2 separate regions of the Homo sapiens genome follow, and region 2 is linked to region 1. Evidence: read pairs that join two places in POLR2A ChIA-PET (ENCODE). Cell type or tissue: OCI-LY7. All regions are shown on one strand. Each heading gives the region's core, and the rest is flanking DNA. Links, peaks and the distances in the headings are about the cores only. Region 1 overlaps STRBP (spermatid perinuclear RNA binding protein). Region 2 holds the start of RABGAP1 (RAB GTPase activating protein 1).

Region 1 (5,380 bases), core at 330-5,329:
ATCCTTTCACCTGTTATTAGCAGCCTATACTCCTCTATTGCACTTCCAATTTTACTGCACTTCCAACTGCCTTCCACACATCTCCATCTGGAGGGTTGACTCCAAATATAAAAGTCCAATCCTAAAGTCAGTATCTTCTTTCCCAAACTTATTTTCTCTTGTTCCTTTCTGGTCTTTTAGATTGTGAAATATAACTTACAGATGGAAAAATGCATAAAACATATAAGCGCAATTTAATAATCCTTAAACAGTACCCTCATAGTTATCAGCCAAATCAAGAAATATAACACTGCCAGCACCACAGTCTCCCATATTTCTTATCTTGGCTAGTATACCAATTAATCCAGTTACTCAAGTCAGGAGACCAGGGACATCATCTTAAGATTCCTCCCCTTCTCCTGACATCAAATAAATCACAAGTACTAAAGATTTTACTACCAAATTATCTCCCCTCCTCTTTTTTACTGCCATTTTCTTAGTCTAAGTCCTCAAAAGATTTTCTGTCTCTGCCCCACTTGCCTCCAGTTCATTCCATGAAATGATCTCTTAAGGAAATAAATCTGTCACCCACCTTCCCTGACTCCCCATATCTTAACAAGATAGAGTTCTTCATAAACTGGCCTGGATCTCCCTCTCTCTGGTCTCTAATGAACCTACCCCACTTCAAAACTTATACTGCGAATGTACCAATCTCCTTACAGTTACCTAAACACACTATGCCATTTCCTATCTTTCTCCTACTGTTCTTCTATAAGGAATATCCTTCCTTCCCACTGTTGTACTTGAATTCATCTTTCAAAACCCAACTTAGCCAGCTGGATGCAGTGGCTCACACCTGTAATCACAGCACTTTGGGAGGCTGAGGCAGGTGGATCACTTGAGGTCGGGAATTCGAGACCAGCCTGGTCAACATGGTGAAACCTCGGCTCTACTAAAAATACAAAAATTAGCCAGGCTTGGTGGTACATGCTTGAAATTCCAGCTACTTGGGAGGCTGACGCAGGAGAATCGCTTGAACCAGGAGGCGGAGGTTGCAGTGAGCCGAAATCACACCACTGCACTCCAGCCTGGGTGACAGAGTAAGACTCCATCTCAAGAAAAAAGAAACAAAAAAACCTTAGCCGACAATTTCTCCAGGAAGCTGACCCTGCCCCTATTCCATCTATTTCTATAGCCTGTTCTTGTCTGCACCAGTATTTATCACATTGTAGTTATAAACCATTTTCAGTGTCAGCCCAGGTTACAACAGCCCCATACTTGTTCTGGGAATTGTCTCTTCCATCCCTCCTACTTCATTCCATTCACAAAAGTGAGCTTCCAACAGCTCAGCCCTCAGGCAAGCTGAACCAGGGTGGGGCCAGATTCTACCTCCCAGGAATTTGGAATGAAATTAACAGAGAAAACTGGTATGTCTATGTGGCTGAGAATTGTTAGATGTAAAATAAAAGCTCTACGGACAGCCATGTTCTACCATTTGTACTAAAAAGAGAAAAAAGTACATCTTCGAAGAAAAAGAACGAAATGGGCAGAGTTAGGAAAAAACAGTCCTGTGAGCCTTCTGGTTCTTGGTTCCAGCCCTTCCCAAAGCCCCACTGAATTCCTGCCCTCAGGTTCTGTAAGGAAGACCGATTATCTGTAGAAGACAGCTGATTCTTATTTGCAACTAAAAGCTCCAAATAAAACACTACGTTTTTAGACATCTCTTCTATTTATCCTACTAGCACCATGAAGGCAGAAACTGTGTCTTACTCATCTCTCTATCTGCAAGACTAGCAAAGACCCTGAAAAATGCCAGATGCTCAATTAATGACTGTCATCCATGGCACACTAACAGTTATACATTTTTATGTATGTAAATTTTTTCCTCCTTTTTAAAGACAGGGTCTTGCTTTGTCATCTATGCTGGGAGTGCAGTGGCGTGAACATAGCTCATGGCAGCCTAGTACTCCTGGGCTCAAGTGATCCTCTCACATCAGCTTCCCAAGTAGCTGGACTACAGGCGCATACCACCACATCTGGCTAATTTCTTTATTTTTTTAGAGATGGGGGGGTCTCACTACGTTGCCCAGGCTAGTCTCAAACCCCTGGCCTCAAACAATCCTCCCGCATCAGCTTCCCAAGAGTCATTAGGGTTACAGGCCTGAGCCCCTATGCCAGGCTTATGTATATAAATTTGAACTTTAAGAAGTGTTAACAAGTATCAAACTCCAGCTAATTATATGTATGTCAAAATGTTTAGGGGTAAACTGTAAGGATGTCTGCAGCTTATTTTGAAATGAAGCAAAAAGTAAGATGTAATGAAGGTTAAATAGTGGAGTGAATAGATGCATAGATGTAAGATACAGTTAATGAAAGATAATGTTAATTGCAGAATATAGGCTGCACTAATTGCAGAATATATGGAGGTTCACTATACAACTCTTCCAACTTTTTGCATGTTTAAGCTTTTTCATAATAAAATGTTTGGAGAAAAATGTAACAGCAATACATCTGCATTGATTTACATGGGAAAGTCTACATAAATAAACATGCTCATGTTAGCTCATTTCACTGCCCTCTGCCATGAAATGGGAATTCAAAGAACTTTAATAATAGGTGACTCTCCTTTCATTGCACAGTACATTTTCAAAGTGTTTTGTCTTTTCAGTTCACATGCTTCTTTTAAAGTGACAACAGCAAGGCACAATTAAAATGTAAAACTAGGCCGGGCGCGGTGGCTCACGCCTGTAATACCAGCACTTTGGGAGGCCAAGGCGGGCAGATCACGAGGTCAGGAGATTGAGACCATCCTGGCTAATACGGTGAAATCCCGTCTCTATTAAAAATACAAAAAAATTAGCCAGGCGTGGTGGCGGGCGCCTGTAGTCCCAGCTACTCAGGAGGCTGAGGCAGGAGAATGGCATGAACCCGGGAGGCAGAGTTTGTGGTGAGCAGAGATCACACCACTGCACTCCAGCCTGGGCGACAGAGCGAGACGCCGTGTCAAAAAAAAAAAAAAAAAAAGAAGTAAAACTAAATACTTCTAATTTCATGTCTCCTTTAAAACTAGTTTTGGAAAACATTAAAATTAGATAGGCTAATTCAAACCAGTTTTCTGTTACCAAGACTATTCAGAAGACAAAAAAAAAAAAGAGCTGGCAACTTTAATACTGTTAAGTTTCTCTTCACAAGACAGAAAAAACTGAGAATCACAGACTGTTAAAACTGGTCAAAAAGACTAATACTGTACAGGATCCTTACTTCCCAAAAAGAAAACTAAGACCCAAAGAGATAAAATATCCTGCCCAAGACCACCAAGTAACTTTGTAGCAAGGCTCAGACTCAAAACCTGGACTTATCACTAAAAATCTAGTGTTCTTCCCATCCTAGTTGGTAGTCTTAAATCCTGTTTTGTTTTGTTTTTTCAAAAGTAATAGTATATAAAGTGCCTAGTCTCAGCATAAACATTTTGTATTTGTTCAGGCCGAGCGAGGTGGCTGATGCCTGTAATCCCAGCACATTGGGAAGTTGAGGGAAGCAGATCACTTGAGGTCAGGAGTTCAAGACCAGCCTGGCCAAGATGGTAAAACCCTACCTCTACTAAAAATACAAAAATTAGCCAGGCATGGGGGTGCACACCTGTTATCCCAGCTACTTGGGAGGCCAAGGCAGGAGACTCGCTTGAACCTGGGAGGCAGAGGTCGCAGTCAGCTGAGCCTGGGCAACACAGACTCCATCTCAAAAAATAAAAAAAAAGTTTAAAAAAATTTTTTTTGTATCTGTTCAACTGGCTTTTTTTTTGGGGGGGGGGGGTACTGGGTATTCAGGTTATAAATACAAGTGAACACCGGAAACACATTACAACCAGTATTCAAATGACATACCTTATGTAACCACTGAAACTGAACTTCACTAAAATGACCTGAAAGTGTTTTTCCATCAATTTAGGCAAATAAAGAGGCAATGACAGAATTTTAACAACACACTTGCCAGCATTCCTTGTCTGTGGTAGAAGGCCAAAATTTTGCATGTAACTTTTCTAAAAAGTAGGTAACACAAAGCTACAGAAGTTGAAGGATAAGCCTTTTTTAATTTAGGTTTTTTTTTTTCATTTTGCAAATAAATCAATATGTGTATGTTAAAATAATGGATTACAGAGATACAGATAACTGTATCCTTGCAAAACCACTGAAAGAATGCTAGTCCCAGTTAGACTTCACTGAATTTATGATACAACCACTTTTATTTCTATTGTGATTGTCAGACAACTGAAAATCTAATTAAAATCTGTATGAACTAAGAGCAACTTCAGGAAAAAAAAAAAAAAAAAAGTTATCCCAAAGACAACTGAAAATCTAAGTAGAATCTGGATGAAGAGACAAGTTCAGCAAAAAAAAAAAAAAAAAAAAAAAAAAAAAAAAGTTATCCCAGAGAGCTATTGGTTGGTCATTAACCACATGCAAAAAGAATGGCACTCTTTGTCTGATCTCTTCCCTTTCATAGCAAAACTGAAGCTGTAAAGAATGTCTAAAGGGTAGTCTATGGAAAATTAAATTGAAGTCATGTTATTTCTATCTATTAAAATTCAGCTATACTAAAGTCACTTCTGAAATGATTTAGGAATAGAGCGCTCAGCAAAATAAACTTCCAAGAAAAATAATCAAAAATAAGAACACCAGAATGAGTTTGCTACCTGTTCTATTAAAATAGGAATGTGTAAAAGGCTCCATCTTACTTTCTGATTAATAATCCATCTGCACAAATACTTAATATGTGTCATAGTCCACAGCTTCCAATCTCTAAATCAGATTACCACAAACTCTACAACTTAACATGCACTAGCAAGAACATTTCAACACACTTTGAATACAAAAATACTCAAAATACTGAGGAATGGTACCTTACCTTCTAGTGTCAGCAAGGAGAAAGGACTCCTCCAGCTGCTCTAAAGTAGAAAATGTTCCCAATTTCTTGAGTACCATATAGTATAAAGTGGTTTTATCACATAGTACAGCAAAATTATTGGTGAAATTATATGAACACTGTATTTCACAATACATGCTACTTACTAAGAAAAAAACATTAAGTGCCCCAATATTTAATTTCTATTTTTATTTCCTATTTTATTTCTATTTCATTTGCTCATTTTACATGTCACTTTACCGTAAGCAAGTCTATAAAAGTATAATTTTTAAAGAGAGTAAAATCTCTGCTACCCGGTATTACATAAACTGACATATCTAAAACATGGCGTCATTTGTGAACATCATGATGACAGTGAGGCAATACAAGTTCTTAACGTACTTTCTGAATCTTCAAAATGACATCAAATTATCAATAATTCTCATCAAATGATAGTAATTTGCCAGCATAGTATATTGGACATTGGTGATATTAGACA
Region 2 (5,380 bases), core at 230-5,229, 290 kb before region 1:
CTGAAAAAAAGTTGAGCATATTTGGAAACCAAAATTCATTTTCTGTGAATGGGATATCAATATATAGCATTGGTAGGCATTGAAACAGACTATAGTCTATTTTTAAAATGGATTAGATGATAAAAACAACATGTATGTCATCACTAATCCAGTGGTCAATATTAGCATAACTCTGTAAGATACAATAAATGTTATATCTATTGTAGATACAATGTTATGTATCTAACATAATATCTAACATGTTAGATTCATAACGTTGTATGTAATATAATGAAACATGAAGTATAACCTGTCACTTGTGAGGTATACTAGTCTGATATGTTTGACTTGAATCCACTGAGTCTTCAAATATAACTTTCTTGTTCAAGAAATACAAGGCTTGCAGGAACAAGCTCAATGACTTCATGAGGAAGCAACCACTCAGATAAAAACATTTTGCACTTCAAGTGGCCTGATTTCTACAGTGAACAAGAATCTTTTAATTTTTTTTTAAGTGCCATAATTAAAAAGTCAAGGGATGTAACCAGATGGAATGTATGGTCCTGAATTGGATAATTTGGGTATACTGGTTGTAGAAAAATATAATTTGGTCAACAGAATATTTGATTGTAGTTAGGTATTATGTGAGAGGAAATTTTCCTGTAACATTACTGAGTTAAGAAAGCCAACTGTAAAAATAACTTTAGATGGATAGAAAATGTGAATGTGATCTAGGAATTAGGTGAGAAGAAAATGTACTGAAATAAGGTAGATATTTTTAATTGAAAAAGGAGATGACTAAAGTGATCTCATTTTGAAAAAAAAAATACACACACACAGAAGGATATACTCTAAAGTATTAACATTGGCCCTGGGAATGCCATGGTTTTTTTTTGTTTTTCATTAAAACATAGAGACACGGTCTCACTATGTTGCCCAGGCTGGTCTCGAACTCCTAGGCTCAAGCCATCCTCCCACCTCAGCCTCCCAAAGTGTTAAAATTACAGGCATGAGCCACCACACCTGGCCTTTTTTATTAAAAAAAATTTTTTTTAAATGCAATGTTTTCTTTTTTTGTTGTTGTTTTAGCTTGTGTCTATTCTCCAAAGCATGTTGTACTGATTGTGTAGTACAATTTTATTTAAAAATGTATGTTAAGATTTACATAAATATTTGGGGTGTCCATGAATCAAGAAATACATGAAAGTATGGGCACCAAAACGTTAAAAGTGGTTTTGTTGGGAGTTCAGGGGATTTTACTTTCTCCCTAATACTTTATTCTTTGAATATCTTGAAATGGATATTTTGTAACTGTATAAGGAGAAAGGAAGCGAAACTATTTTTCTGCAGGGGTACACCCACATCTATTGTATTAGACAAATCACAGAGGGATTGCAACAGAACACAGATTTTTCTCACTGTTTTTTCTCTGGTTGATCGGGATGCATTATCCACCAGAAAACACTGTAGACGACTCACTCACCAGGAAAAGAGCATATGCCAGTTGGAATAAATAAAGGGGAAGAGTAAGGAAGAGGCTGTAGAATTATTTTATAAATTATCAAGTCTTATGAGCCAGGTGCAGTGGTGCATGCCTATGTACAGTCCCAGCTACTCAGGAGGCTGAGGTGGTAGGATAGCTTGAGCCCAGGAGTTCGAGGGTGGAGTGTGATATGATCGTCTGTGAATAGCCACAGCACTGCATCCTGGACAAGATAGGGTCTCTTTAAAAATAAGACTTAACTAGCACTTTAATAATCATTGTTTTTGTTCCCAACTGCATTGTACATTCATTGAGGACAGGGACTTTAAACTTCATTATATTGCTGTTGCTGTGTTTCACCTTTGAATGATTTTTAAATAAAAATCTCATCTTTGAGTCACAATCTGATGTAACCTTGTCCATTTCTGTCCTCTTGTGTGCCTTAAATGCCTTTAGGCAGCTGTGTTGTACCAGTGGTTTTAGGACTTGGCAGTCGGAAGTTTTGACTTCTAGACTGGATTCTGTAACTAAAGCTAAATTACTTTATAAAAGGAGAAAAATGGTACCATTCTGACGGGTTTGTGGTGAAGCTGAAATGAGATAGCCACATAAAGAACCATCACAATCCCTGACACACCGTGCGCCCTCAGTAAATGCCAGGTGAATTTTATTACACTGTGAAGTACTGATTTTCAAACAGGACTTGCACATGAAAGGTGAGCAGGGGGATTCCTTGCTCAAGCACCAGTACTCTGGGGTTGTACCCTTTGTTAGGCTCAACAGGTACTACCCAGTCCGCTTCCATCGTCCCCAGTCCCGGCTGCAGTCACGTAGTTGGCTGTCCAACTCCAAATACACAAGACAGCCCAGGTCCAGCTCACAGCCAGTGCACTTCGCGCAGGCGCACAGTCCTGAGGCGGGCTGAAAGCCCAGGTGGGGCTCGGAGAAGAGGAAGCTCCGCCTCGCTTCCCGGTATTGGGCCAATAGGGTCGCTCGTCATGGTCGCAGACCTATGAGACGGGGCAGGGGGCGGGGCGGAGGGCGGAAGAAGTCGCTCTCACGTGAGTAAAGGGGTGGGGGGGCGGGGACAGGGCGGTTTGGGAGGCCCAGGCGGCGGAGCCTCCGGGACGGCGAGCGGCGGGCGGCGGAGGAGGAGACGGCAGGTCGGGTAGGGCCGTGTTTCCCCTCCTCCTCCTCCCACCCTCCTACCTACCAACCCCAGGGGTATTTTCCGACGGCCCCTGCGGGGAGCCAAGCTGTCTTCTCATCCCGCGGGGTCGGGCCAGTGGAGCTGCTCTCAGCTCCCTCGACGGGCCGAGTTCTGAGGGGAGCCGTGATTGGGGGGAGGGGGAACTGCGACGGAGGGGAGAGGGCGCATGCGCAGGCTGGGCCGCTCTGGGAGCCCCTGCCCAAACCGGTTCCCCCTGTCTGTGTGGGTGCCGGTCTTCTGAGTCTTGCGTTTTTGGCCCTCCCTCTGGTCCCCCAGCAAAGCCGGTTTGTGTCTTGACTTTAATGTTTTATGCTTGGTCCTATTTGGGAATCCAGCCGCTCCCCCCCGCCTCAGTTTCTCCCCATTGCTCACTAGGCCTGTATCTGTGACTTAAGCTAGCCTGGGCCTCAGGCTGTCCTGGGCTGCGCCTAAATTTCAAAGACTTGCTAGTTTTCACTGTCGCTTTGCCATCTCAGGTTGGTCTTTCAGTCTCATTTCCCCGTCTGCAATTAAAGCGTTCTTGGCATCCCAGTCTTCTCATCTCCTTGAAGCAGCTACCCCAGTACCTCATCGCTGTGTCTTTTGATTATCCGCACCCTTAGGGTTTTACGTGTTGAGCCAAAGGATAACCTCAAGACTTCCAGGAGTTCGCTGTCCATTGCCTGGTAGTACTTTGGTCTCTGCTCTTCTGCATCCAGACTGTTTATCATCTGCTCCTGCGTTTCACGCATCTGCATACCTTTGGTTACTCGAGAATTCTTTTTTGGAAACAAATGTCCTAGGAGACCGTGTTAAGTGATCATGCTGCTAGTGTTCCCGCTACTAGTGCTCCGTTAGTTTTAAATCATGTTCCAACTTGAATTTGAGGTCTTTTGACTTTCGTTGGCTTTTTGTCAGGGAAAAAAACCTGTTAGGGACAGGGTTTCACAATTCCTTTTATATTTCCATTCACATGTATTTACAAACGTGTGCCTGGAGTAGTAAGTACACAATAAGTGAGTTTCCAGCTGTTTTTGTTTCGGAAACAAAAAACAAAACAAAACAAAACAAAAAAACAACGGAAGGTGAATGGAATTGTGTTTGTAACATTAAACTGATGTTTGAAAAGTAGTTGGGAAAAAAAGCTTAGGTACTAAGGAGGGTTCATCCAACTTTTTTTTAAACGAAGGACGTGTTGCCTTAGTTCAAGTTTGTATAAGGTGCTATTTAATATGTATTGAAGACTTAACTAGAGCTTACTTATGAAAACTGAAAATAGGGGCCGGGTGCGTTCACGCCTGTGATCCAGCATTTTAGGAGGTTGAGGCGGGTGGATCACAAGGTCAGGAGTTCGAGACCAGCCTGTCCAATATGGTGAAACCAGGTCTCTACTGAAAATACAAAAATTAGACGGGCGTAGTGGCAGGCGCCTGTAGTCCCAGCTAATCGGGAGGCTGAGGCAACAGAATCGCTTGAACCCGGGAGGCAGAGGTTGCAGTGGGCCGATATTGTGCCATTGCACTCCAGTCTGAGCAACAGAGCGAGACTCCGTCTCAAAAAAAAAAAAAAAAAAACACAAAAAAACAAAATAGGGAAGAGAAGTCTTTATAAATCTTCCTGTGTAGAGTTCACTTTGTATTAATAAAATTTCAATCCATGATTGATTTTTATGTATTGGTAACATTTAAAATTCATATGTAATTTTAATTCAAGATATTAACTCAGATTCATAATTAAAGTTGAAATATTTGTGGCGTGAGGTGATTCATGCTTGTAATCCCAACACTTTGGGAGTCTGAGGTGGGAGGACTACTTGAGTTGAGAAGTTCAAGACTGCAGTAAGCTATGATGGGTGCCACTGCACTCTAGCCTGGGTAACACAGCCAGTTCCCATCAAAAAATAAAAAATAAAAAAACAACAAAAAATCTGAGATATAGTCATGTTGTGGTGCACTTTCTTTTTTTTTTTTTTTTTTTTTTTTTTTTTGAGACTGAGTTGTGCTCTTGTTGCCCAGGCTGGAGTGATCTTGGCTCACTGCAACCTCCGCCTCCTGGGTTCAAGGAACTGATTCTCCTGACTCAGCTTGGGATTACAGGCGTGTGCCACCACGCCTAGCTAATTTTTTGTATTTTTACTAGAGACGGGGTTTCATCATGTTGGCCAGGCTGGTCTTGAACTCCTGACCTCAGGTGATCCACCTGCCTCAGCCTCCCAAAGTGCAGGGATTACAGGCGTGAGCCACTGCGCCCGGCCACACTTTCTTTTAATTGAGTGTTATGATTCAGTTTACAGTTAACGCATTGACATTAATAGGTATATATTTGTTTGGAAAGTTAACCTATCAGCTATGTGCATTTTGGCATTTTTGGCATAGTATTTTGTTTGCAGTTTATAAGAGTTGTAGTAATGTAGTGGGAACAGAGACACCTGTTTCCTACCTTTTCTGCTGCATATTGAGAGAACTGTATTATGCACTTTATCTACATGAGGGGCATGGTTTTCCACACAATTTATTAACTGAACTTTGTAGCCCAGCTTCTTTTAAAGAAGTCTGTTGGCTGGGCGCGGTGGCTCACGCCTGTAATCCCAGCACTTTGGGAGGCCAAGGCAGGCGGATAACAAGGTCAGGAGATCGAGACCATCCTGGCTAACACTGTGAAACCCCGTCTCTACTAAAAATACAAAAAATTAGCCAGGCGTGGTGGCAGGTGCCTGTAGTCCCAGCTAC

What was found. Peaks named below come from ENCODE experiments on the same cell type or tissue, not always from the same donor. Only the 100,000 strongest peaks of a DNase experiment are listed, where the experiment ranks them.
Region 2: POLR2A ChIA-PET joins it to region 1 with 11 read pairs; 2 of 35 experiments call an interaction of 5 or more read pairs at or near these places.

Annotation. Positions count from the first base shown.
Region 1 is chr9:123,231,217-123,236,596 of GRCh38, forward strand. The region is part of intron 2 of STRBP (spermatid perinuclear RNA binding protein); the gene reads right to left. Among named protein-coding and RNA genes, the nearest start is that of STRBP, 35 kb to the right of the region's middle. RefSeq lists an enhancer at 2,679-2,758. In OCI-LY7, for the core only: no CTCF peak of the experiment used is centred there; DNase peaks (open chromatin) are centred at 3,058, 3,855 and 4,465; H3K4me3 peaks cover 1,218 bases; H3K27ac peaks cover 3,710 bases.
Region 2 is chr9:122,938,464-122,943,843 of GRCh38, forward strand. RABGAP1 (RAB GTPase activating protein 1) reads left to right here and starts at 2,557. Exons shown (of 26, transcript NM_012197.4): 1 at 2,557-2,630. LOC105379839 (a long non-coding RNA gene) reads right to left here and starts at 2,785. Exons shown (of 2, transcript XR_001746924.3): 1 at 2,676-2,785; 2 at 2,113-2,472. RefSeq lists enhancers at 2,097-2,166, 2,356-3,080 and silencers at 2,327-2,486, 2,497-2,826. In OCI-LY7, for the core only: no CTCF peak of the experiment used is centred there; DNase peaks (open chromatin) are centred at 2,438 and 2,798; H3K4me3 peaks cover 2,290 bases; H3K27ac peaks cover 1,547 bases.